Linked DNA regions of Homo sapiens: regions 1, 2, 3 and 4 are each linked to region 5. The links are chromatin contacts, found by Hi-C or POLR2A ChIA-PET in ENCODE. All regions are on one chromosome and are shown on one strand. Each heading gives the region's core, a stretch centred on a gene start or an enhancer-like site at or near the end of the contact. The rest is flanking DNA. Distances are from core to core; before and after follow the strand shown. Region 1 has its middle 19 kb from the start of C10orf67. Region 2 overlaps PRTFDC1 (phosphoribosyl transferase domain containing 1). Region 3 has its middle 100 kb from the start of OTUD1. Region 4 has its middle 96 kb from the start of ARHGAP21. Region 5 holds the start of KIAA1217.

Region 1 (5,589 bases), core at 954-3,453, 850 kb before region 5:
GCTAGTGTCTAAAGTCCTCCTAGGACAATCCCTTACTAACTCCTTGTGGAGAAGAGTTTAATGCACCAGTTCTGAGACTGCTACCCTTAGAAAGGCTTGCTTGCAAGGTTGGCCCTTGGCTGGCACCAGGAAACCTGGATTTGGGAAGGGCTCCTGCCGTTCCCTATCTGAGAAGTGGTGCTCAATATGCTTAAACTGTGCAATCAGTGTGGTTCCTGCTGAACACCTGCTTTCCCTCCTGGAGTCTGGAATTTCTGTACTGCTAGAAAGTGGGTCCCTAGGTGACAAGCTCTCAATAAAAATCTTGAACATTGAGTCACTAATGAGACTGGTACTGGTAGACAACACTTCATAGGTGTTGTCATAATTTGCTGCTGTAGGAATTAACTACATCCTGGTAACTTCCAAGAGGACTCTTGGAAGCTTGTGTCTGGTTTCCTCCTGACTTTGCCCCATGCATTTTGCTGATTTTGTTTTGCATGCTTTTGCTGGAATGGATCACAGCTGTGAGTATGACTGTTTTCTGAGTCTTGTGAATCCTTCTAGAAAGTCATCAATTCTAGAGATGGTCTTGGGGGCCCCTGACACATCTCTTGGTTTTTTCTTTTTGTGTTCCTCTCCACAGACTCTGCCCTCCTACTAATCTGGTTCATTCCAAAACTCCTTGCGCATGCCTGGCCCTGTAGCTCACACAACCTCCCTGCCTAAAGTGACCCAGCTCTCTCAGACCCAAAGGCTCCCTTCTTTCAAAGCTTTTATCGAGTCCTACCTCCTCCACTGCTATGGTTTGAAAGTTTGTCCCCTCCAAAAGTCATGTTAAAACGTAAATCCCATTATTGAGAGGTGGGGCCTTTTAGAGATGATTGGGTCATAAAGGCTCTGGTCATAAAAATGGATTAATAGATTAGAGGGTTCATGAATTAATAGGTTATCAGAGGAGAGGCACTAGTGGCTTTATAAGAAGAAGAAGGGGGAATTGAGCAAGCACGCTCAGCCTCCTCATCATTTGATGTCCTGCATCTCCCTGGGGCTCTGCAGGAAGTCCCCCTGCCACAAGCATGAAGGTCCTCACCAGATGCAGTCCCTCAACCTTGAACTTCCCAGTCTTCACAACTGTAAGAAATAAATTAATAAATTCCTTTTCTTTATAAATTACCCAGTTTCAAGTATTCCGTTATAAGCAACAGACAAGGGACTAAGACATCCACATCTTTCAGAATGGGCCAGCCTTGGGGGAGGCTTCCTCCTCTGAACATCTTTTTATACTCTGTTCCATTCAGTTGGCATTTTATGTGCACTGTTCATCTGCCTTCCTAGTTCAACTGTTAAGTCCTCCAGAGAGGAGAACAATATTTTTCTTCTTTAATTTCCCTGTGTAGTGTCCCCTGTTCATAGTAATTGCCCTGGGGACATATAAAGGCCCTAAATGGGTTTCAGCTCTGTCTGACCAGTTCTGTTTTCACTAATTCAAGTATCTCACTCTCTGACCATGCTTTCTCAACCTCTAGTTTGTGGTTCATCTTCTCCTGCCCACTCCAGGGTCCCTGCCTTTTGATCCGCCAGATCCTCCAGTAAGGAGCAGGATAACTCCTCTGCTCCCTCCCAGGCCCTCTACCATATCCTTTCTTCACTTCCTCCATCATCAGCTTACATCATTTCAATATTAGCTGCCAATTTGGTAGCTCACTTGACTCTCCTCATGGTGTATGCAGCTGGCTAAACTATAACTTGCTTTCTCTGTTTACACCTGGGCATCTTGGTACAGCAAGGGAAGTCAAACCACAAGACCTATTGATTTTACCATAAATTGTGATCTCCAACCTCAGATGGCCCTAGTACCAGGCAAGGTCCCATCAGGAAACAGATGACACACTTAGAAAGGGTAACTGAGGAAGGCTTAAGAAAGGGAAGGCTGGGCATTGTGACTCATGCCTGTAATCCCAGGACTTTGAGAGGCTGAAGTGGGAAGGATCATTTGAGGCCAGGAGTTTGAGAACAGCCTGGGCAACATAGTGAGACCCAGTCTCTATTAAAAAAAAAAAAGAAAAAAGAAAGAAGAAAAGGAAGATTTACAAAGGTGTGGGTGGGGATAAGGAGACCCAGCAAGCTTCCACCTTTCATCCTGCAGGGGGAAGGGGGGACATTACCAGAACTTAGCAGCCTAGCAGGTAGCTGGGGCTACGGTCTTCAGTTCAGTAAAGGAATGCAGCAACTGACAAACAGGAAACTATTACCCCAACCTGTCTCTCTGCTCAGCCCAACTATTCTGCAGGCACCTCCGGATGACCAAACTCAAGAACCCAACAGAGCTGGGAGGGAGCTTGAATGAAGAAGTGCATAAAAAAATCAGCTCTTGAACCACAGCAGGATGGAGAAGAATGAAAACTTGGGTTGGAGACCAGAGAATATCCAGCACAGGCACTCAAGACTAGCCTGATTTATTCCCTAGCTCACTCTTAGAATTCTACTTTTTTAATATTTTTTTTATTTTTAGACAGGCTCTTGCTCTGTCGCTTAGGCTAGAGTACAATGTCGTGATCTCGGCTTACTGTAGCCTTGACATCCTGGGCTCAAACAATCGATCCTCCTGCCTCAGCTTCCTGAGTAGCTAGGACTATAGCCCACTATCACACCTGGTTAATTTTTTTTTTTTGGTAGTACAGATGGGATCTCACTATGTTACCCAGGCTTGTCTCAAACTCCTGGGCTTAAGCAATCCTCCTGTCTTGACCTCCCAAAGTGCTAGGATTATAGGTGTGAGCCACCACGCCCAGCCACAGCAATTTCAGACTCTCTTATACTTGCCTCTTTGATCTCACTCTGCAACCTTTCGCTGTCGTCCTATGATCTCACATCCTACCTCACAAAGAAAATGAAACCATTAGAGAAAAACCCCTTCAACTTCATATCCATAAAACCACTCATTCACTGTAAGAGTTAGAATTAAGTTTGGCTGTGAATAATAGACGCTCAAATAATCACGGTCTAAACAGGATGGAAGTTCATTTCTTTTTTAGGCAGCAATTGGCAATCCAAGGCTGGTGAGGTGGCTGTGCTCTACCAAGACCTCAAGACCCAGGTTCCTTGCGTCTTGCCAGTCCTCTGTGTTTTGTGGTCACCTCATTGCCTAAATGATTGCTCCAGTTCCAGCCATCATGTCTGTGTTACAGCCAAAGGGAGGGCGGAAGAGATGAAAAGTAGCCAAGAGAACAGCCGTCTTTCAGGGGGCTCCCAGAAGTAGCTACAAACCACTTCTACTTCATTTGTAGAACTTAGTCTCCTGGCTACCCCTACCTGCAAGGGGGTAAATGTCGTTGTTTATTCTGGTTGGCCATGTGATAAGTTAAAAATCAAGATCCTAGCCCATGGTGGTCCTAGCTACTCGGGAGCCTGAGGCGGGGGGATTGCTTGAGCCCAGGAGTTTGAGGCTGCACTGAGCTGTGCACCACTGCACTCCAGCCTGGACAACAGAGCAAGATCCTCTTTCATAAAACAACATAAAACAACAACAACAACAACAAAAAATAATCAGGATCCTAATACCATAGAAAAGGAGAATGAATGGGAGGAGGAGGCAACTATCACTCTTTGACACACTCACCTTTATCCTTACCCCAGTATTCCCCTCTCAGTCTGCCCTTCCCTGTAAGTATGTTCAGATCATGGAACTGGTCAGACAAACACATTTTGAGTCAAAAGATATTTTTCACTTCTCTTCTGACTTGACTTTTTCAGAAGCACTTCGACCACTCTTCCTTTGAATACCTGGCACTGCCTTAGCTTCCTGACGCCACGGGTGCTGCTCCTGGGTCCCCTCCTACCTTTTTGAGTGCTTCCTCTCTGACCTGTTTGTTTATCCTCTCCTTCCTGACTATTAAACGTGGGTGCTCCTTGAGGCTTGAGCCCAGCTCTCGTCTCTTCATACACTGTAGCATCTCTCTAGATTAGCAGTTCTCAAATTGCAGTCTAAGTACTCTGGGGGGTCCCCAAGGCCCTATCCAGAGGACCATAAAGTCCTCCTTGAGGTCAAATTTTCTTCATGTGCTTCAATCAGGACAATGTATCACAACAGATTCAATGCAGAAGTAGCTATAGGAATCCAGCTCTCTTCCATTAAGCCAGTTATGAAATTGATTTGCAAAAATGTAAAACAATGCTATTCTTCTCATAATTTTTTTTTCTTTTTTCAGACAAGGTCTCACTCTGTTGGCCAGGCTGGAGTGCAGTGGAATGATTGTGGCTCACTGCAGCCTCAACCTCCCAGGCCCAAGCAATCCTCCCACTTCAGCCTCCCAAGTAGCTGGGACCACAGGCGTGTGCCACCATGCCCGGCTAATTTTTTTTTTTTTGTACAGATAAGGTCTCCCTATGTTGTTCAGGTTGGTCTCAAACTCCTGGCCTCAAGTGATCCTCCTGCCTCGGCCTCCCAAAGTGTTGCAATTATGCTGGGATTACAGGCATGAGCTGCCATGCCCAGCCACAAATATTTTGTTTTTTGGTTTGAAAAATTACAATGATTTTCCGTTAAAATCATTATGTTATGCTAAGGTAAAACAGGTTTATTATAAATTAATATTAATTTTTTCAGTTTAAATTTCTAATATACTAAATATGGATAGATATAACCCACATAAACAGAAGCTCTTTGAGGTCCTTGATGGTTTTTAAGAGTGTAAAGGGGTCTTGAAACTCAAAGTCTGAGAACGACTGTCCTGAATCACCTCTCCCACCTTGTCAGTGTAATGACATGACTCAGGCCTCTGTCTGAGTCTAGACTTGTAGATAGATCCGCCTACAAATGTCTCTTTCTAAGTGACTCAAAAGCACAACAAGCTTGACACGTGCAAATTCATGACTTTCTCTTTGAAATCTGGTTCTCTCCTGGGCTTCCCTATCATGAATGGTCCCGTGACTTACCAGCTATGCAAGTGGACATCTAGAGGTTATTTTGATCTCTGTCTCCCATACCCACCATTTCCAGCTCCAATCTGGTGTGCAAGTGGCCCAAGTTAGCAGTGAAAATCCTGCATGGTCCTGGGAAGTTAGGCCTCACCCTCTTCTCCACCCTCACCTGTATCACCTTCCTCTTCACTCTTAGCACCCCAATCACACAGCTGCCATTTTGTTTCTCTAATAAACTGTGCTCTCTCTCACCCCAGGGCCTTTGCACAAGCAATTGGCCCTATCTGGGACCATTCCCCACTCCATATTCACCCCACCCCATATACCTTGTTAACTTTACCCAGAAAAATCTTGCTCTCTCATCTCTGACCAGATAGAATACCCTCGATAAATATACTCTTGCCCTATCTCCTCTTCTTAACAGTTAGGTCAGTTTTAATTCTACATGCATTTGTGTGGTTACTTGATGTATTAGTCTGTTTGGGCTGCCGTAACAAAATACTACAGACGGGGTTGGAGGGCAGCTTAAACAACAACAGAAGTTAATTTTCTCACAGTTCTGGAAAGATCAAGATCAAGGTGCCATGAAGGTTGATATCTGGTGAGGCCTCTCTTCCTGGTTCGCAGACAGTGGCCTGTTTGCTCTGTCCTTACATGGCCTTTCCTCTGTGTACAGGTGGAGGGAGA
Region 2 (5,498 bases), core at 306-2,805, 710 kb after region 5:
AGTCAAGAAACGATAGATGCTGGTGAGGCTATGGAGAAATAGGAAAGCTTTTACCCTGTTGGTGGGAATGTAAATTAGTTCAACCATTATGGAAGACAGTGCGGCAATCCCTCAGAGACTTAGAATCAGAAATACCATTTGACCCAGTAATCCCATGGCTGGGTATATACTCAAAGGAATATAATAAATCATTCTATTATAAAGATACATGCACACTTATGTTCACTGAAGCACTATTCACAATAGCAAAGACATGGAATCAACCCAAATGCCCATCAATGATAGACTGGATAAATAAAATGTTATATATATATGTGTATATATATATGAGTGTGTGTGTATATATATATGTGTGTGTATATATATATATACCATGGAATACTATGCAGCCATCAAAAGGAAGGAGATCATGTCCTTTGCAGGAACATAGGTGGAGCTTGAAGCCATTATAGTCAGCAAACTAATGCAGGAACAGAAAACCAAGCACCACATGTTCTCATTTACAAGTGGGAGCTGAACAATGAGAACACATGGACACAAGGAGGGGAACAACACACACTAGGTCCTGTTGGGGATGGAAGATGCGGCGACAGCATCAGGATAAATAGCTAACACATGTGGGGCTTAATACCTAGGTGATGGGTTGATAGATGCAGCAAATCACCATGGCACACATTTACCTATGTAACAAACCTGCACGTCCTGCACATGTATCCTGGAACTTAAAATAAAATTCAATTTTTTTTTCAAAAAAGGAAATAAGTCATTCTAGTAGATGTATTCTGCATAGAGTAGTCTAACAGTACTGCTGATGGAAAAATAACTATCCCTGAAAAAGTCTACAATAATCTATCCATTTGATATATATTTAAATTTATCCATTAAAAGAAACAAACATGGAATTCCATAATGGTTTTCAAAATAAAATATTTCACTAATCTTCTAAAATTACTAACAATTCTGTTACAGGAACACTGCCTCAAAGCATCTAAAATGGTATTCTGTTTTGCAGATCTAAATTGACCTACACTGAAAGTAAGTAGCTTTTGCTTTAAGTATAGGAATAAAACAAGAATATGTCACTTTCATGGTTAAGTATTTCCCTGCCTACAACACAGCGGTTACAAGTGATTAAAAAAAAAACAAAAAAACAAAAAACAAAGGTGTCATTATCACTTCCTGAGTGATCAGGGCTCAGATATCGCTGGAGTAAGGGGTATGTTTAAAAATCATTTTTGTCCTAAGAAATTATCTTAATATGAAGATGAGGGAGAATATCACACATTTTCATTTCTCAGATCTCTTACACACGCCAATGTGAATTTTGGAAGTGTGAGTTGGGGCAGACTTCTGAGCCTGCCTTCTAGCTATCTTTCCTAATTAGAGGAGGATCCACACCCCAAAACAACACACAGAGGTCTATAGGGCACCAAAGCCCCCATCCCGGTCCTTCAACAGGGACTCCTGAGAGCTGCAGAGAGGAAGGAGTCATTCCAGGCCTCGATGATCACATGCTAACCAACACTTCCCACTGCTGTATTAGATTAGCATTTTTAGCAAAAGTACTGCTGACTCATCACCAACTGCTGGCCTTTTCCTTTCCACTCCTGCCTAGTCATTCCTCTCTGTGGCGTGGGCTGTGGGGGCCCTTGACGTACTGTTGTGCCCTTTTCCTCACCAAGAGTCATCCTGTTTTTAATGACATTATTCTCCTATTTGTCAATGTCTGTTTGAGTTCATTTCTGTTCTCTAGGAAAAAAAAAAAAAAAAAGCTAGGCAAACAAAAAAATGTCAAAACTGTCCTCCTCCAAATGAATCCCAAATTAATAAGTAGAAAATTAAATAATTCTTGTCCTTGAAAGCTACAGATTGTAAGCATGTTGAATTACCTGAGTGATTAACAATAATGCTGTGTTTAATAATGGCAAACTCATGCAAGAAAGGAATATACACTATGGGTTAAAACGACAATAAAACCATTAAACTCAAACTTTATTATAGTACAATGAGCATCATAAACAATTGTCAAAGGCATTATTTTTCCATAAATATTTTCCCCAAACCATTTTATTATATATCCAACTGTGTTGCTTTTTCCCACCAAATCCAAATTATTTCCTGGTAACTTTCCTAGACTTTAAAGTTCATGTGTTTTATAAAATACAAATGGAATATGTAATCTCAAAAAGATTTTCCTGGTCTTGATGCTAAATTTTACATTCTATATCAGTTACAAAATGTTGATAAAAATAACCTAACATAAAATAAGGATAATTGTTAATATTTTGCTGCCTGCAATTATTTTCCTGCAGAAAATGAGAAATTATCTGGGCATAATTAATAAAATACATCATTAGATCCTTTTTGGAAAAGATCAGGTATATATCAGTTAAACTGATTACCGCATTGATATGGTTTGGCTCTGTGCGCTTACACAAGTCTCACCTTGAATTGTAATAATCTCCATGTGTCATGGGAGGGACCCTGTGGGAAGTAATTGAATCACAGGGGTGGGGTTTTCCCATGCTGTTCTCATGATAGTGAATAAGTCTCATGAGATCTGATGGTTTTATAAAGGAGAGTTCCCCTGCATATGCCCTCTTGCCTGCCACCATGTAAGATATGATTTTGCCCCTAATTTGCCTTCTGCCATGATTGTGAGGCCTCCCCAGCCATATGGAACTGTGAGTCCATTAAACCTCTTTCCTGGGTCGCTTCCAAGATGGCTGAATAGGAACAGCTCCAGTCTGCAGCTCCCAGCATGATTGATGCAGAAGATGGGTGATTTCTGCATTTCCAACTGAGGTAGCTGGTTCATCTTATTGGGACGGGTTGGACAGTGGGTGCGGCCCATAGGGGGCAAGCCGAAGTGGGGTGGGGCATTGCCTCACCTGGAAGCACAAGGAGTTGGGTGATTTCCCTTTCCTAGCCAAGGGAAGCTGTGACAGACTGTACCTGGAGGAACCGTACACTTCTGTCCAAATACTGCACTTTTCCCACAGTCTTAGCAACTGGCAGACAAAGAGATTCCATCCTGTCTGTGCCTGGCTCAGCAGTCCCATGCCCATGGAGCCTTGCTCACTGCTAGCACAGCAGTCGGAAATCAACCTGTGATGCTGTAGCTGGGCAGTGGGAGGGTCGTCCACCATTGCTGAGGCTTCAGTATGTAAACAAAGTGGCTGGGAAGCTCAAACTGGGCAGAGCCCACCACAGCTCAGCAAGGCCTACCGCCTCTCTAGACTCCACCTCTGTGGGCAGGGTATAGCTGAACAAAAGGCAGCAGTCAACTTCTGCAGACTTAAACATCCCCGTCTGATAGCTCTGAAGAGAGCAGTGGTTCTCCCAGCACAGCATTCGAGCTCTGAGAACGGACAGACTGCCTCCTCAATTGGGTCCCTGACCCCCATTTAGCCTGACTGGGAGACACTCCCAAAAGGGGCCGACAGACACCTCATACAGGTGGGTGCCCTTCTGGAATGAAGCTTCCAGAGGAAGGATCAGGCAGCAATATTTGCTGTTCTGCAGCCTCCGCTGGTGATACCCAGGTAAACGGGGTCTGGAGTGGACCTCCAGCAAACTAAACAGACCCGCAGCTGAGGGGCCTGTTAGAAGGAAAACTAGCAAACAGAAAGGAATAGCAACAACATCAACAAAAAGGACATCCACACCAAAACCCCATCTGTAGGTCACCAACATCAAAGACCAAAGGTAGATAAAACCACAAAGACGGGGAGAAACCAGAGCAGAAAAGCTGAAAATTCCAAAAACCAGAGTTCTTCTTCTCCTCCAAAGGATCGCAGCTCCTCACCAGCAATGGAACAAAACTGGACAGAGAATGAGTTTGAGGAGTTGACAGAAGTAGGTTTCAGAAGGTCGGTAATAACAAACTTCTCTGAGCTAAAGGAACATGTTCTAACTCATCGCAAGGAAGCTAAAAACCTTGAAAAAAGGTTAGATAAATGGCTAACTAGAATAAACAGTGTAGAGAAGAACTTAAATGACCTGATGGAGCTGAAAACCACAGTACGAGAACTTCGTGACGCATGCACAAGCTTCAATAGCTGATTCGATCAAGTAGAAGAAACGATATCAGTGATTGAAGATCAAATTAATGAAATAAAGTGAGAAGACAAGATTAGAGAAAAAAGAGTGAAAAGAAACGAACACAGTCTCCAAGAAATATAGGACTATGTGAAAAGACCAAATCTATGTTTGATTGGTGTACCTGAAAGTGATGGGGAGAATGAAACCAAGTTAGAAAACACTCTTCAGGATATTACCCAGGAGAACTTCCCCAACCTAGCAAGGCAGGCCAACATTCAAATTCAGGAAATACAGAGAACACCACAAAGATACTCCTCGAGAAGAGCAACCCCAAGACACATAATTGTCAGATTCATCAAGGTTGAAATGAAGGAAAAAATGTTAAGGGCAGCCAGAGAGAAAGGTTGGGTTACCCACAAAGGGAAGCCCATCAGACTAACAGCAACAAAAGCCAAAATAGACAAATGGGATCTAATTAAACTAAAGAGCTTCTGCACAGCAAAAGAAACTATCATCAGAGTGAACAGACAACCTACAGAATGGGAGAAAAATTTTGCAATCTACCCATCTGACAAAGGGCTAATATCCAGAATCTACAAAGAACTTAAACAAATTTACAAGAAAAAACAACCCCATCAAAAAGTGGGCAAAAGACATGAACAGACACTTCTCAAAAGAAGACATTTATGCAGCCAACAGACACATGAAAAAAAAATGCTCATCATCACTGGTCATCAGAGAAATGCAAATCAAAACCACAATGAGATAACATCTCACTCCAGTTAGAATGGCTATCATTAAAAAGTCAGGAAACAACAGATGCTGGAGAGGATATGGAGAAATAGGAACACTTTTACATTGTTGGTGGGAGTGTAAATTAGTTCAACTATTGTGGAAGACAGTGTGGTGATTCCTCAAGGATCTAGAACTAGAAATACCTTTGACCCAGGGATCCCATTACTGGGTATATACCCAAAGGATTATAAATCATGCTACTATAAAGACACATGCACACATATGTTTATTGTGGCACTCTTCACAATAGCAAAGACTTGGAACCAACTCAAATGTCCATCAATGATAGACTGGATTAAGAAAATGTGGCACATATACACTATGGAATACTATGCAGCCATAAAAAAGGATGAGTTCATGTCCTTTGCAGGGACATGGATGAGGCTGGAAACCATCATTTTTAGCAAACTATCACAAGGACAGAAAACCAAACACTGCATGTTCTCACTCATAGGTGGGAGTTGAACAATGAGAACACATGGACACAGGGCGGGGAACATCACACATTGAGGCCTGTGGAGGGGGTGTCGGGGGCTGGCGGAGGGATAGCATTAGGAGAAATAACTAATGTAAATGTCGAGTCAATGGGTGCAGCAAACCAACATGGCACATGTATACCTATGTAACAAACCTGCACATTGTGCACATGTACCCTAGAA
Region 3 (5,189 bases), core at 2,158-4,657, 670 kb before region 5:
CTTCAGTTTTTCTCTTTTGATTCCTTTCTCTTGCCCATGTCTACTCCATCTTGGGAAAAACCATGAGTGACCTAGTCTTGACTGTACCTGCTTTCTCTAGTTTTTTAAAAATACCTGTTTCTCCCTTCCACTCCCTCCATTTCTTCAAGCTTCTTCTCTTGAAGGTCCAAGTAACCTCTCTGTGAAGTTCAAAGACATTTGTCATTTCTACTATTTCTTGCTCCTTTATTTCCTGTAATACTGGAAAGTCCAGCACCTTTGCTTCTTTTTTCCTTTTCACCTCTCGTCTTCCTCCCACCCTCTCACTGTGGGTTTCTCCAATGCTTATTTCTTAGAACTCTGCTGTTCTTTTGATACATTTTCCCCTTTGCAAAGGTCATCTGTTTTCAAAGTTTCATCTCTCCCTTTCATACAAGCTCTTTTAGATCTATCTATACCTTTGTCATTTCCTCTTACATGAATGCCAGTATTTATTTCCAAATTCTTCCTGGAAATTTCCATTTAAATATTTTACGGTCACCATTAAACTCAAAGTGCACAAGCCTGAGCTTATAATCAGTGTTTTCCACATGGAAATAAATTTTTGAAGAAAGATGAGGGGTCTATTGGGAAAGAACTCACTTAAAGTTGAGAAAATTGCAATTAGTAAAATATCTAATTATTATTTTAATAACAATAATAATAGAAAAACACAAAGCATGTGCATTAAACCTGGCACCATTTTAAGTACCTTATATGGATTAACTTATTTAAACCTTAAAACAGTTATTATTCTTATTTTACAGTTGAAGGAATTCAGCCTAGAAATGCTAAAGCAACAGCCCCCCAACAAATGACATCACATGGCTGTTAAGTGGAGGATACAAATTCATCTCAGGCAATGTCGTTGAATTAATGGAGTCTACTCCTAACCAATACATTATATTTCCATGCCCTGTTTTCTAATTTCCCATGCTCAAAACTATACTCATTAACATTCTTTTTTTTTTCCAGTCCAATCCATAACTTCTCTACTTCTCTTTCAAAATGTTTTTGTTGTGTCTATCAGTCAGGGTCTGCAAAGGCACAGATGGTCCATTCCAAAAAGACACAGAGGGATGGTTCAGAAAACCAGGAAGAGATGAGGAGGCTCCCAGGTATTAAACTATTGGGATGCTGTTACCACTCCTAGTATTGAAAGGACAAAAGGGATGGGCAATGCTCTGGGTTGCCAGTTCAGAGAAAGCTGATCGATGGAGCTGGGTCTACCCACCAGTTCCCAGAGGAACACAGCCGCTATTGAACACTGCAGAGGCATGGCATAGGGTGAGGAGGTGAGTGTGGAAAGCAAATGCCCACCCCTTCTCTCCAAGAGCCTTCCAATTTCTTGCTTGTGCTTTGTAACCTCATGCCTGGATCCTTACTACCTCTTCAATAACCTTACTTCATTCCCTTCTGCTCTATCCCACCACACATTGCCAGATCAGTCTCTGAGATGCTGCGTTCCTTATGCCATTTTTCTTCTCACAACCTTGAATGGCTGGGAACTACTCCTCAGTTTGTTGTTGGTGATCCCCAAATCCTGAGTCCAATCTCTCATTCCAGTGTTATCTTCTGCAGGTCTCCTAGCCCCTTGCTCTAATTGGCCTCCTCACCATTCCCCTCTCTACACACAGCTCATTTTCCTGCCTGCTTCAAATGCCATTACATAGCCCTCTGTACACGTGGAACAATTTTTGTCTTCCATCTACATATTATATATCCTTCAAGGCCCATCTCCTCTGCAGACCTTCTCTGACTGCTCCTACATACATGGGTTCCTCTGTTTTCTTTGATTTTTGTTGAATTGCGGGTAGCATCTTACCAATCCTGTCTTAATTATGTTTGTGTTTGTTTCATGATTGTGCATCTTGTCTCCTCTAGCTGAAGGGTGAGGATTCTAAATCAGTGGTATGGTCCATGGTTCATTGGTGTGACTCATTTTTTAAGCTGTAACAAACAGTTTGAAGGGGCATAGTTCATGTGTCTCAGCAAAGAGTGATCTATGCTCTAAGCTTCTTACTATAAAACCAGGGGAATCCCAGCCTCAGGTACCTCTCTCTCGTCGCAGGGTCCCAGGTGTTCCCCTTTGCTGCTAGAAGCATGTCAGATCAGTGCCCCAAGATCATCTCTGCAGTGCTTGGTCTTTGCTGCTGTAGGTTGTAGGCCTTACTGCAATAGGTCTTTGACGTTGATCAGTGCTCAGTAAACACCTTTCAACTTTCTTTCTGGGAATTGTTCATTTCCATGGGCTCTGCATGCTTTTCAATGTTCATGGTGCAAACCATCCTGTTTGCCAAGAATTGCCTGTTGGGATGAGATTATTTGAAGTATAACAAAGCTTCATACCTCCAGAGAATTCTAGCCTGCTGACGCTTACTTAGTATCTGTGGCTGAAGTTGGTCCATGTCAACTCTTCCCCACTCTAGGGCAATGCTGGGGACATGGTCTTCATTTCTCTTCTTTGCTCAAGAATTTCAGTGCTGGAGTTGACTGTGAGCTCTGTTCAACTGGGAAACCTCTGAGAAACTCTCTGTGACATGCTTGGACATACTTATTTCCTCTAACTGGCAAAACAATGTGTTCTCACAAGGCCCTTGCCAGCTATCATCTGCTGCATTGTTTACATGTTGATTTTTTTTTCTCTCTGTCCTTTTCCCAATCACATACTTTAAGGTTCTAGAATGTCCTTTACTTCTACTGGGAAGGTTTAAAACTCAACCTTTTAGTAGTTAGGTAGAGGCAGGAGGAGTTAGAGGAAATAAGTGTATGCATTACATTACTCTTTTAGATGATTTCTCTGGCCTGATATCTAGAAGCTTTTCTCATCTTCTTGTATTTTTCTACCCTGTCTTTTTTACAGAATGCACCTTAAAATAACAAAAAATGACACGTTCTCCAACAGCTTAGTCTGAACTGGAGGAATTTTAATCCTAAGAAAGGCCAAAGTATTCCAGATAGAGGAAGAATTTGCATGGTGGACTCAATTAATAATGGATATCTTGAGGTCTCCTGAATTACATATATACACTTGAAAAATAATTGTGCTCATTAATTTTGGAGCAAACAAATTCAACTTTCATCTTTAAAAAATCTACTATGGTTTGTAATTAGGTAACAAAATGCACTGTTCTCCAAATTCAGCAGCAGTTTGCTCACTGTCTAGATGTTTCTTCCTATCAAGTGAAAGCTATATTGCCTTTTAAGAGTTGATCACAGAAGTGAAAAACATCACCAGACTAGTTAAATCCAGACACAGGGAATGGAGGTAAAAAAGAATCCTTTAAAAAAGCTATTATCCATACAAGAACCTTCTTCTCTGAAGATTTTGGCATCATGAAGGAACTTATCTGTCTGCCTCAACTGTCATAAAATTGCACGTTGTGAAACAGGAAGCCAGAGCTAGAGGGAAGCAGAGAAGGGGGCTGGGTGATTTCCTTTTGCAAACACAAAGACCTTCCTTCGTTGGAAGGAAAAGAAAAAAAACAAGCCAGAAGCTGAAGTTGGTGGGTTTGAGGGCTTGCAAATGCAGGCAGCTGAAACTTTGTAAACAGTTAGCATAAAACTCATTTTTAATCTCATAAACTTAATTTTTTCCCCTAGCATATGGGATGCATAAAAAGGAAATAAAACTTTAGTAAATTGAGCCTTACTTGTGCTTTATAAAAAAGAAATTGAATTGCTCTAATGGCAGCTGCAGCTGGCTTTCAGCTTCAAACAACCAGTGTAAATCTAGTTTTTAGTGCTTGATTTAGTAAACACTCAGCTGCAAACAGGCTTCCACAACAGCTCTGAATGCAAGGTTTTCTGTAAAGACTGTTATGTAACCTCTGTGTGTTATGTCTTTAAAATATGTGAAGGAGAGCAGAAACCTTGATTGAGATATCTTACAATTATTCTTTCCTCTATATTTAAAGCTGCATAGACTTTGCTACTCATTATACATAGAGCTAGCACGAATGGATCCTAACAGGCCATGAATTTAAATTTATGTGCACTAGTCATTAAAAATAAACAAAAGTAGAGTACTAATAATGGTCTGGGAAGCCATAGTTGAGTTGGACACATTGGTTGGTTATCTCAAAGTGATCATCACAGCTTGTTTGTGGCTCTGCCCTTCTCTGAGCCTTATGTCAGGCTCCCACACATTGAAGAGCCTTGAGGAATCATATTCTGCTTGGCAAAGGCTGCATGTGCCCGGCTTACAATTTTTGCTAAAAATAGGGGGAAAATCTTGTTCCTGATGAGCAAGATGAAATGTCCAACTGTTTTTAAATGGATGCATAAATAACTGTTGAGATTATAATGCTAGTCTATCTAAAATATTTCCTAGTGACCTGGACTTAGAGGGGGATTTGTAGCGTTCTGGTGGTTGTCACTTTTCCCATCACTAGATACCAACAGGTAGACAAAATGAGAGTTGGTATCTTATGGCATTCTTGCCAAAGGAACTTTTTAAAAGAATCCTGGGAAGGATGGCCAGGGTTAACCCTGGGAACAATTTTGAATTAGGATAAATCTGTGTCTGTTTCTTTCTCCCTTGATTGTCTTCCAATACCTCAGTCTTATTTTTAGCTGGCTGTCAACCAAAACTACCTAAGGCATTAATTGATAAGTATTAAGGTACTCCATTTCTCAGGGGTATTTCCAATTTTAAAAGAGACTCGTGAATGTGGAAAAGTCCTAAGACCCCCAATTTGGGATGTTTGCACGACAGGTTCTGGGGTTGATCTGGGTAGAGGGCAACTTGTTCTAAGGCTGGCTCTGGGCACAATGGCCGGAGTTTCGAAAAGTAAATTTACACACACCCTTTTTCTTTTTTCCCACCATCTGGTTGTTCAGCTGCCAGCAACTGGAGCTATTAAACAAATGGGGACTTTAGGAAATTTGAAAACCAGACTGCTGCACAGTATGGTAGGTGGAGAGAGAGTCAGCAGTGATGCCTCTACTTGTGGCTTGCTGTTACCAGCTGAGTGACCTTAAGGAAGTCACTTCAACTCTCTGAGCTTCCGCCTGGCCTTTGGTTTCATAAAATCATGAAAAAGCACAATGAAAATGCACAATGAAAACTGTAAAGTACTACACAATTGCGAGATCCTTTGATTATTCAAGGCAGTGAAGGGTACGTACATAATAAATAGTAGCTTCTTATTCCCAGGGAGAGGGTAATT
Region 4 (5,159 bases), core at 1,815-4,314, 610 kb after region 5:
CTGCCTCAGCCTCCTGCGTAGCTGGGATTACAGGAATGTGCCACCACACCCGGGTTCCTCCTTCTCTTATAAGGAGGTTACGCTGGACTCACCCAGCTAATCAAGGACAATCTCTCCATCTCAAGATCCTTAACTTAAATCGCACATCTGGAAAGTCCATTTTGCCAGGTAAGGCAACATAGTCACAGATTCTAAGGATGATGATGTGGAAGTCTTTGGAGAGCCACAATATCATCGCCACAGTAGGAATGAATGAACGGTGTGCTGCACATAAGCATGGCCTTCTGGAGCTTCTGTTCACCACCTGATCTTGTCCCATTTGTCTCATGCTGAACAAGTCTGCCCTGGACCTTATGTAAATTCCAGGGACATTTGACTTGGCCATAGGCCTTTCCAAATGCTAGCAGTTTAACAGCCTTGCCTCAGAGAAAAAGGCAGTTTATGATGAAAATAACCATCTCAGGCTACTTTTTTTTAAGAGACCGAGTCTGCTGTGTCAACCAGGCTTGAGTGCAGTGGCGCAATCATAGCTCACTGCAGCCTTGAACTCCTGGGCTCAAGTGATCCTCCCATCTCAGCTTCCTGAGCAGCTGGGACTACAGGTGTGTGCCACCATGCCCAGCTAATTTTTTTTTTAATTTTTTAAATTTTTTTGTAGAGACAGATTCTCGCCATGTTGCCCAGGCTGGTCTCAAACTCCTGGCTTCAAGCAATCCTCCTGCCTTGGCCTCCAAAAGCACTGGGATTATAGGCACGAGCCACCCTGCCCAGATTCAGGCTATTTCTTGATTTCTACTTCTTTGTCCCAAGTTAATTATAAGCATCTCATTTGCTATTGATGATACATTTACTTTGTATTATTAGCTAATTAAATATTCATCATAGCTGTGCTGAGGAGGAGGCCTGTTTGTCTCTCTTAGTTTCTTAGATAAATAGAGCCAGGCCTGGAAAGGATCCACTGAGCCTGGAATTATAGCTCAATGTTGTAGCTATCAGAATTACTTGAGTTCTGAGTATTGGCTTCAATATTTTACTTCTTTGCCTCTAATTGGAAAAGAAGGGTGGAACATAGTAGGTCTTAATTGTTGACATCACCGAGTAGAGTTTTGATGAGATTAAAACTCTCTCTGTTCCCCTGTCTGTGGGCACACTTTCTTTATTGGTGCCTGACTTGAAAGATACTGTATAAAGCGTTCATGAACTTGGGACACTAAATGAATACGTCTTTGATGGTTTCTTCCCTCAGTGTGGAAATGATTTACCAAGTTATTCTGGCTTCCAGATTAAAAACTGGAACTTCTGGCTGGGTGTTGTAGCTTGCACCCATAATCTTGTCCTCTTTGGGAGGCCAAGGTAGGAGGATCGCTTGAGCTCAGGAGGTTGAGACCAGCCTGGGCAACACAGTGAGACCTTGTCTCTACTAAAAAAAAATTAGCTGGGGATTGTGGCACATGCCTGTTGTCCCAGCTACTGGAGAGGCTGAAGTGGGAGAATTGCTTGAACCCTGGAGGTGGAGATTGCAGTAAGTCATGATTATGCCACTGCATTCCAGTGACAGAGTGAGACCCTGTCTCAGAAAAAAAATCCCCAAAAACAAAAAACAAAAACCCAAAAGCAAAAACTGAAACTTTTTTTTTCTTTTCTTTTCTTTAAAGTAGAGATGGGATTTTTGCCCCAGCTGGTCTCCAACTCCTGCTCAGGCAATCCTCCTACCTTGGCATCCCAAAGTGTGGGGATTACAGGTGTGAGCCACCGTGGCTGGCAATAAAACTGGAACTTCTTTTAAAAATTTTTATTGTAATCAGATCAGAAAATGGTTGCCAAAATAATCTGTACTTAAAAAAAATAAGTTCTGTTCAAATTAGAGCAGCTCCACAACTATTTTAACCATAGATTTGATAAAGGTAACTTTAAAAACTAAAATTTTGTACCCTGATTAAAAAAAAAAAACAAGGTTCTGACAAATATTACCTGGCCATAGAAACATGTAACTATTTCTTAAAGTATGCTGTGAAGTAGCAAGGACTGAGATGAAAGAGAAGGTATCCAGAGATGAATGATTAAAAAAAGTAAGCACTAAATATTTACATGTAACTATGTATTTATATATTTTATCTGTGTGTTGATTAATACTATTTGGTAAGAACTGCACATATAGTGTCTCATTTAATTCTCAAAACAACACTATGAGGTAGGTATTATCTCTGTTTAATGGAAGTTCAGAGAGGTTAAACCACTTGTCCATGGTTGAAAGTTAGTCAATTTCCAGGCTGGGCAACATGATGAGACCCCGTCTCTACCAAAAATAAAAAAAATTAGCTGGGCATAAGTGGCATGTGCCTGTGTCCCAAGCTACTCAGAGGCTGAGATGGGTGGATTGCTGGAGCCCTGGAGGCTGAGGTGGGTGGATTACTGGAACCCTGGAGGCTGAGTTTGCAGTGAGTCGAGATCACACCACTACACTCCAGTCTGATCATGTTGCTGCACTCCCCCATTAAGAAAGAAAGAAAGAAAGAAAGAAAGAAAGAAAGAAAGAAAGAAAGAAAGAAAGAAGAAAGAAAGAAAGAAAGAAGGAAAGAAAGAAAGAAGGAAAAGAAAGAAGAAAGAAATAAAGAAAGATGAAAGGGAGAGAGAGAGGGAGGGAAGGAACGAAGGAAGGAAAAGAAAGAGAGAAAAAGAGAAAGAAAATTGGAAATCTCAAACACAGACCTGACTATCTGCAAAGCCTATGCTCTTAACCTCCTCCTTCCAGTATTATACCAGGAGAGCTAGCAGCAGTGGGTTAGCTTAGTGCTTGCATTTTAAGTTTGAGTTCCAGAGAGGTAAAATGATGTGTTGATAACATAGACAGTAAGAGGTTGGATGAAACTGCAAGGTGATTTCTAGTAAATTTGCTCCCATTTGTTTCTAAGGAACATAAAGGAAATTTCTTTCTCTGTTAGCTTTTATAGTTTAGGAAGTAAATGTACATACAGTAGGAGTCATTCTGAGGTTGCTGGGGGTTAGAAGAAAATGCCTTTGTTTGAGACAGACAAGCTAGAGGGAGGTAGATGGGATATCACCTTGGAGCTGAAAGGGTGACCTGCCCCAATTAGTCACGACTGTCAAGCTTGGGCTTGAGCAGCAGTGGATCATGGAGACAGGGCACAAAGCCAGAAGCAGACTGGAAATGCCAAGGGCCTATGGCTGTGGTGTCAGCTCAGGTCCCGAAGTCAAGTGAGCAGGCAGGAGTGTCCATGGGCCAAGGCAAAATGGATGGAAACCAGCCAGCCAGTCAGGATGCCCTGAGGCACCAGCCCCTGCTCCCAGCAGGCCCAGGCTGGAGGCCTTGTATATTTCGGCTGCTCCAACAGTAGCCTGTCCTGGGGTCTGTATAGGGGAGCCCTAGACAAGAGCTGGGTAACAGGGGTGAGTGTTCAAGGTCAGGGTAGATTGCTTGTGAGCAAGCTCGTGCCAGCACCTCCATGGGTACTTTGGGAAATATCACACTTGAAAGATGGCTGGTTTGTTTATTGCCATAAATGATGCAAGAATCTGTGTAATTTTTAAAAACATGCCTCATTATATATCTAGTATCTAGTTGGTGATCAGGATCATCATTTTAGCTGGGTGCTTATAGTCCCAGCTACTCAAGAGGCTGAGGCGGGAGGATTGCTTGAGACCAGGGAGTTCGAGACTGTGATTGTGCTTGTGAATAGCTACTACACTCAAGCCTGGGCAACATAACAAGACCCATCTCTTAAAAAAATCATCATTCAATTTAAGTCTGGAGTCATGTTTGAGATACTTCTTGATTTTTAAAGGGCTAATATCTAGGATACTAAAGGGTCATACTAAATAGACATGCACTGTACTGTAAAGGGCCACTGCCTAGTATATCTTAAATAATAAATATTTGTCAAATGAATGAATGAAACTGAATTGACACAAACAGAAAGTCTAGGCCGGGTGAGATGCCTCATGATTATAATCCTAGCACTTTGGGAGGCCGAGGTGGGAGGATCACTTGCGGCCAGGAGTTTGAGACTAGCCTGGGCAACATAGTGAGACCCTGTCTCTACAAAAAATTAAAAAATTAGCCAGTGTGGTGGCTTGGGCCCAGCTACTCGAGAGGCTGAAGTGGGAAGATGGCTTGAGCCCATGAGTTCGAGGCTACAGTGAGCCATGATTGCGCCACTGCATTCCAACCTGCTAGGTTGGAGCAAGACCCCATCCATTAACAAAAAGAAAAAAGGGTCTATCCAGCAGTCCACCTTAGCTGTAAAGGATGCATTTCAAGACTACCTCAGTGGAGGCCTGAAACCTCTGATAGTAACGAATCCTGTATATATTATGTTTTTCCCTATACATAGATAATTATGATAAAGTTTATAAATTAGGCACATATGAGATGAACGATAATAACTAAACGTAGGGCAATTATAACACTATGCCAGCATCACAACTTTTGCACTTTGAGGCAATTATTAAGTACAATGAGGGTGACTTGAACACAAGCACTGTGATTTCTTCATAGTTGATCTGATAACTGAGATGGCATGGCTACTGAGTGACTCAGGGGCAGGTGACATCTGTAACTCAGGATACACTAGACAAAGTGGTGATTCATGTCCCAGGAGGGATGGAGCAGGGTAGTGAAAGATCTCACGACACTACTCAGAACAGCATGCAATTAAAAACTTATCAATTGTTGATTTCTAAAATTTTCTAATTAATATTTTTGGATCACAGTTGACTGTGGGTAATGAAAGCTGCAGAAAGCAAAACCGCGGATCAGAGGGGACAATGCTGCTTTTTGGAACTCTGTTAGGAGACCAACATAAACCGAAGAAACTACGAACTAATACATCATGAAATACTTCTTCTATTTGGGAGGTGGAGAAACCATCCCCTTCTCCACCAAAATGACACTTAAGAAAGAGACCCCAGGGAGGGTAGCAGTGGAATGAGGGTAGAAAATAACTGATGAAGGTCAGTTTCAGCCTTCCTGCCTCCAACCTTCTCACAGACTCCAGTGCAGAAGAGGATGTATTCAGCTTCCTAAAGTCTGTGTGTACCACTAACAGGTTAGGAAATGAGTTAAATGCCAGATTCTTAAATGTTGCATGTGGGAGGATCTGAAACAGAGACTTCAGTCACTTTGCCTCTGCCTTAAACAC
Region 5 (5,280 bases), core at 1,273-3,772:
TCCAATAGAAGCTTTTCCCTATAGAATGGTCAGAAAGTTTGATCATTCAAAAGAACATTATTTTACCATAAATACATGTCTAGGTTTCATGATCCTTAATGATTCATGTTAATTCTCTTCCCCCAATGCCTTTTTCTGTTGTGCATATCACAGAGTTTTGTTTCCTGGAATATCAGCAGAGAGGGCAGTGGGCTTGGCCCGTATGGGGGAGGGGAGGGTCCTAGCAGCTGGAAAGCAAGGTCGGCTGACCAAGGGGGTTCCTTGGGCTGCCTGGAAAATGGTAGTTCAGACCTGGTGGGAGACATTTCCCTATTTTTGTCCATCTAGGGGTCAACAGAGGCCTGAAAGACTGCTCTGACACCTTCCAAACAGCCCCCAGGAAATCTTAATCAGCATCTGCCAATGGATCTTTTCTGCCTGGGTTGAGCTAGCCAGGAGGGCCCTGGGGCAGGGTGCTGTTTGTGGCTGCCAACGGCTGTGGCAGCCCTCTGCTGCCTCCTTCATCCTGGGGTTTTTGCCTTTGTGCTACACCAAATGACAGGTAGGAGCTGTTAAGCACGGGCTCTCTGGACACCAGAGCAAGGGGATTGGGGTCACAACCAAAGGCTGCGGGACATCTGATTTGGGCTGCTGCATCTCCTGCTACAGTGTTTCTCTCTCTCTCTCTCACACACACACACACACACACACACACACACACATACTTTTCTCCCACCCTCCTCCCCACTCTTCCTAGCATTAATACTTTAAAGACAAATACACAACAGTATACAAGAATCAGGATGATCTGGACCTGAAAGGCTGAACACAGCAGGGCCCTCCTTCATGAACATTTTGCACCTAAGGAAATAATAAGGTTAAAACTAGATTCATCTGGCCTTTGCCCAGGGGCCACCAGGACAGAAACTGTGTAAGATTAGTTCCTCCTTAAAGCAAGATTGCCAGGTAATTCTGTTGCAAAGTCATAGAGACCTTAAGTTATCTGCCCTGCAAATCCCACTGCCTCTATTCAGGCTGCCGAGGCACTGCTTTAATTTTTTGAAAGATTCACCGCGTCTTCTTGGATTTCAAGAAAAATCCCGTTAAGAATTGAGGGGCTCTCTTCTTCCCCTCCTGACGTGAGTGTAACTCACTTCCTGGTATGTCTCCTTTCCTTTTGGCCTACATCCTTTGTCTGTTAGGTGCTTCCACATCCTTATGTCTTAAATGGCCAAAATACGTCACCCCCACTGCCAAAACACACAGGTCACTCGAGGTCACAATCTGGAACATAGGCTGGCCATTGTTCAGCACACATTCTTGATCTAAATCAATCTCAAACCTTGCTGGAATGCCCTGTAAACTGGGGCAAAGTATGGTCACCAGACTAACCATTGTCCTTTTTTACCCCTCCTGTGACGGGGCTACTACAGGTTACAAAATCGCGCTCTTCCTCCTAGCTACTGTGTTACTCTGAGATATCTGACATCGCAGAGCTAATGTTGCCTAAATTATTTTCCCATCCTCTTTTTTTTTTTTTTTTCGGACATCATGCCTCCTATTTTCACTCTCTGGGAACTCTGCCAGTTTTTCAAGGACTGGGTAAAGAACAAAATAAATATTTGTAGGTGGTTTAAAAGGAGAAGTATGTTGGTTGTAACTCTGCCTGTCCAAAGAAATGCATTTTCACTGTCTTTCAGATTTTTGGAGTCGTTAACTGGGAGAGCTTCAGAAGATTGACTTTACTAGTTTACCTTTCAGATTTGTGATTAAGGGCTGGGTGTGTGTGTGTGTGTGTGTGTGTGTGTAAGTGTGTTGGGGGAGGGAGGAGTCTGAGAAAGTGAGCAAGTACGTAGAAACTTTTTTTTAAAAAGTCCAGATTAAGTGATTGAAATCGACTGTGTGCAAATGACGCTATACCTCTTCATAGATGTTAATCGGGCCCTAAAAAGTTAGTGCCGGAAAGTGCTTACTTACAACACTCAGCATATACTCTTTCTTTCAAATTGTTTGGGATTTTTTTTTAAGGGAGTTCACTGAAATTTGGGAGGTTCAACAGGTTGCTGTTTTTTAATATGTGGATCACCCGATTTGGGAGGCTCACTCTGCCTCTGAGATTAAAGAGATGAGGGCACTGGCTCCCAGCGAAGGCTCTCGGCCTTAATCATGTGTGAAATGTTTTCCTTCCTCGGCTGCAGAGCCTCGGTGGTTTGCAGCAGTGGAACCAGGCAGGCCCAGTTGTGGGTAGGAGAGGCCGTCACCTGTTGAGGCCTCCCCCCCACACCCCCGCATCGCCCTGCCCTGGCAGAGCCCAGCCCCCAGTCCCCGGAGAGCGCGCCTGAGGACGGACGGACGGACGGACGGACAGACCTAGGGACGGAGGGCCAGGGGCAGGGGAGATCCAAGAGGCCCCGCGCTGGAATGCAGTTTTCTCGGGCGAGGGAGACTTTGCACCGGAGTGGAAAATAGTTTGGGGTGGGGTTTCGCACCGTCCCCTCCTCCCCAGCCCCGGGCCCCCTCCCAGGCGCTTTCTGGGAGCTTTTAGAACTGCGCTCTGAAGTTTCCAGAGAGCGAGGAGCTTTTGCGGCAGGCAGAGACAATGGAAGAAAATGAAAGCCAGAAATGTGAGCCGTGCCTTCCTTACTCAGCAGACAGAAGACAGATGCAGGGTAAGTAACAGACCCATTCAAAGATGGAGTTACAGGGACGCGTGCCCCTTGCCGCTTGCTGCTTTTTATAAACTGCAGCTCTGGGACCCGGCAAAGGAAAAAAAAAAAAAAGGCAATTTCTTGGGATGGTACATTTTCCAAACTGAGTAGAGCATAGAGAACTGTGATTTCTTAGGCTTGACTTTATCTCTGGCACGATTTTCTTAAGCAGCAAAAGAGGTGGTGGGGTGATGTCACATTTGTAGTGCAGTGAGCCATCAGCATGAGCTGTATCTCTAAGCAATGACAAATAAATCACTAAGCAGCTTTTAATCATTTCCCCCCGGGGCTCCAGCCACGGGAGAAAGGAGCTGTTTTTGTGAAACTGTCTCTAGGACCGCAGCTTCCATTCATTGGTTGGGGGATTCCATGTGGCAGATGCATGCTGGCTGCAAAGTTTGTGCAGAATTTTAGAGTTAAATCACAGAAACCAGGCATGTTTTATTTTACAGATCCGAGCAGCAGGGGAGGGCTTGAGCATCTGGGTGATAGATAGAACTCTGGATCTTCTTTTATGTTTTAATTCAAAACTTGGGAGTTGTTGGACAATTTTGGTAAATTTTCTCCAGGCAGTTTCCCTTTAATTGTGTTTATAATAGACTTGTCTTTTCCGTAGGGAATTTCCAGAAGCTTATGTTGTTCCAAAGAAATTTCGCACCGGGTTGGGTGGCCAGAGGAGGTCCCTGCTCTCTGGCATCTGATGCCTGTGATGCCAAGAGCTGATTCTGTGGGATCCTATAGGCAGCATGTTCATAAACCACACAGCCCTGGACCACCCGCCCCACCCTCCCTCAGGTTCATGCAGGGGCCAGTACACAACAAAAAGACGTGCGGGAGTGCAGTGCTGTGCGTGGGAGTAGGGATTATGCACAGGGGAAAAGGTGTGTGTTTTATGAAAATGTGAAAGGGAAGTAACACATGACTCATCCACGCTGAAAATGCAAAGCTAAGCCAGTCAGGAGAACTTACAATGACAAGAGATAGAAATCCCCCAGTGAAATGCAGAAAACTTGAAGTTTTGTAATGGCTGGAGAATCCCTGAGTCTGAACAGTCATCTGTCGAAGTGTCTGCCTTCGTGCTGCCAAAGCACAGCACTCTCCTTCAGGCTACCGGGGTCAGTGGCATCCAGTGGAAGATAAGGCTACCTCGTCCCCCTGACCCCCGCAACCCCCCACCCCCATTTTCTAGGACAGGATCCTACTTCAGGAATTCAACCTCTGGGCCTGTCCTGAAAGAGATGACTCAGATTCTAGAGGGGCCATTAGAAAGGGATCCATTTAAGAAATGACTTTCCAACAATCAGGGCAATTCAGAGGCTTCAGAGGCTAGGATGGTCAGCCTGAGACAGTGTGCTCCTTTGCTCACTAATTCATTCATTCAGTGAATATTGAGCATCTGTTATGTAGACGTCACTGTTTTAGCTGCCAGACATCCAGTGGTGAACAAAGCAGACTAAAAATACTTGCCTTCATTTAACTTCCAGTGTAAGGACCAAGTTTCAGGGGGTGGGGAGCTGGTAGAGACAGACAATGAACAAATAAATAAAATATATAGCATGTTAGATGGCACGGCTGCTGGATTTAGCAAATAAAAATACAGGAGGCCCAGCTAAATTTGAATTTCAGGTAAACGGTGAATTTTTTTTTTTTTAGTATAAGTATATCCCATGCCATATTTGGGATATACTTATGTTAAAAATACTTCTCCATTATTTATGTAAAGTGCACATTTAACTGAGCAGTCCTGTATCTTATCTGGCAACCCTATTTGATGGAAATAAGGTTACAGAGAAAAATAAAGCAGGAAAAGGAATAAGGAGTGAAACTGTAAATAGGATTATTAGAAAGAGCTTCGCTGAAGTGATATTTGAACAAAGACAGGAGAGGTAACAGCAGGGATGTAATGTTTTCAAAGAACAGCAAGAACATGGGAGAAGGATGGGAGGAAAAGAGATTGAGAGGTAATCCCAGGCCAGATCACCTAGGGCCCATGAAACCATTGTAAGGACTAGAGCTTTTATTTTGAAAGAGGTGGGAATCTCCTGGCAGGTGGGACTACTTTTTTTTTTTTTTTTTTTTTTTTTTTTTAGAGAGGGTCTCATTTGTCACCCAGACTGGAGTGCAGTGGTGTGATCATAGCTCACTGCAGCCTTGAACTCTTGGGCTCAAGCAATCCTCTGGCCTTAGCTTCCAAATAGCTGGGACTACTGGGACATGCCACCATGCATGGTTGTATTGTATTGTATTGTATTGTATTGTATTGTATTGTATTGTATTGTATTGTATTGTATTTTATTTTATTTTAGAGAAGGGGTCTTGCTATGTTGCCCAGGTGAGTTACAAAGGGATTTGTCTTTTTAAATGGGGTAATACTGGGTGCTGTATTGAGCACAATCCAAGTAGGGTTGAGGGAAGGGCAGGGAGGCCTTTAGGAAGCTTCTGCAGTCAAGGAGGCAAGAACCAGGGCTAGCTTGGACCAGGCGGTGATTAGCAGGCGGTGATAAGCCAGCAGATTCTAGGTGTATATTGAAGGTAATGCCCAAAGCATTTCCTGTAGCCTGGGCAGCATAGTGAGACCCCATCTCTAGAAAAA

Evidence for each region. Hi-C counts contacts between places; a loop is a spot of excess contacts on that map. ChIA-PET counts read pairs that join two places held with the same protein, here RNA polymerase II (POLR2A). Pooled maps may share reads with other maps.
Region 1: a pooled map shows a loop between it and region 5 (12-fold over the local background). The contact joins the enhancer-like site here to the promoter of KIAA1217 in region 5. A Hi-C loop is called at or near these places in 6 of 37 single-sample maps with no recorded cell type and 7 of 50 pooled maps. POLR2A ChIA-PET finds 5 or more read pairs at or near these places in 2 of 52 experiments (Panc1 and WTC11).
Region 2: a pooled map shows a loop between it and region 5 (20-fold over the local background). The contact joins the enhancer-like site here to the promoter of KIAA1217 in region 5. A Hi-C loop is called at or near these places in 1 of 37 single-sample maps with no recorded cell type and 4 of 50 pooled maps. POLR2A ChIA-PET finds 5 or more read pairs at or near these places in 1 of 52 experiments (GM12878).
Region 3: a pooled map shows a loop between it and region 5 (3-fold over the local background). The contact joins the enhancer-like site here to the promoter of KIAA1217 in region 5. A Hi-C loop is called at or near these places in 2 of 168 maps with a recorded cell type or tissue (HCT116 and naive thymus-derived CD4-positive, alpha-beta T cell), 2 of 37 single-sample maps with no recorded cell type and 12 of 50 pooled maps. POLR2A ChIA-PET finds 5 or more read pairs at or near these places in 1 of 52 experiments (A673).
Region 4: a pooled map shows a loop between it and region 5 (11-fold over the local background). The contact joins the enhancer-like site here to the promoter of KIAA1217 in region 5. A Hi-C loop is called at or near these places in 4 of 50 pooled maps. POLR2A ChIA-PET finds 5 or more read pairs at or near these places in 2 of 52 experiments (activated CD4-positive, alpha-beta T cell and activated naive CD4-positive, alpha-beta T cell).

Annotation. Positions count from the first base shown.
Region 1 is chr10:23,360,833-23,366,421 of GRCh38, forward strand. No RefSeq gene overlaps it. Among named protein-coding and RNA genes, the nearest start is that of C10orf67, 19 kb to the left of the region's middle. Within about 2 kb of position 2,204, at least 3 of the 41 ENCODE cell types and tissues checked have a DNase peak (open chromatin) inside an H3K27ac peak, as active enhancers do.
Region 2 is chr10:24,919,961-24,925,458 of GRCh38, forward strand. The region is part of intron 3 of PRTFDC1 (phosphoribosyl transferase domain containing 1); the gene reads right to left. Among named protein-coding and RNA genes, the nearest start is that of PRTFDC1, 30 kb to the right of the region's middle. RefSeq lists an enhancer at 1,500-1,644 and a cis regulatory region at 1,567-1,577. Within about 2 kb of position 1,556, at least 13 of the 41 ENCODE cell types and tissues checked have a DNase peak (open chromatin) inside an H3K27ac peak, as active enhancers do; they include GM12878, where a contact is called at or near this core.
Region 3 is chr10:23,537,169-23,542,357 of GRCh38, forward strand. No RefSeq gene overlaps it. Among named protein-coding and RNA genes, the nearest start is that of OTUD1, 100 kb to the left of the region's middle. Within about 2 kb of position 3,408, at least 3 of the 41 ENCODE cell types and tissues checked have a DNase peak (open chromatin) inside an H3K27ac peak, as active enhancers do; they include A673, where a contact is called at or near this core.
Region 4 is chr10:24,817,632-24,822,790 of GRCh38, forward strand. No RefSeq gene overlaps it. Among named protein-coding and RNA genes, the nearest start is that of ARHGAP21, 96 kb to the left of the region's middle. Within about 2 kb of position 3,065, at least 4 of the 41 ENCODE cell types and tissues checked have a DNase peak (open chromatin) inside an H3K27ac peak, as active enhancers do.
Region 5 is chr10:24,206,616-24,211,895 of GRCh38, forward strand. It overlaps KIAA1217, which reads left to right and starts at 2,523. Exons shown (of 21, transcript NM_019590.5): 1 at 2,523-2,648. The coding sequence starts at 2,579. RefSeq lists enhancers at 2,709-3,908, 3,282-3,341 and a silencer at 2,942-2,991.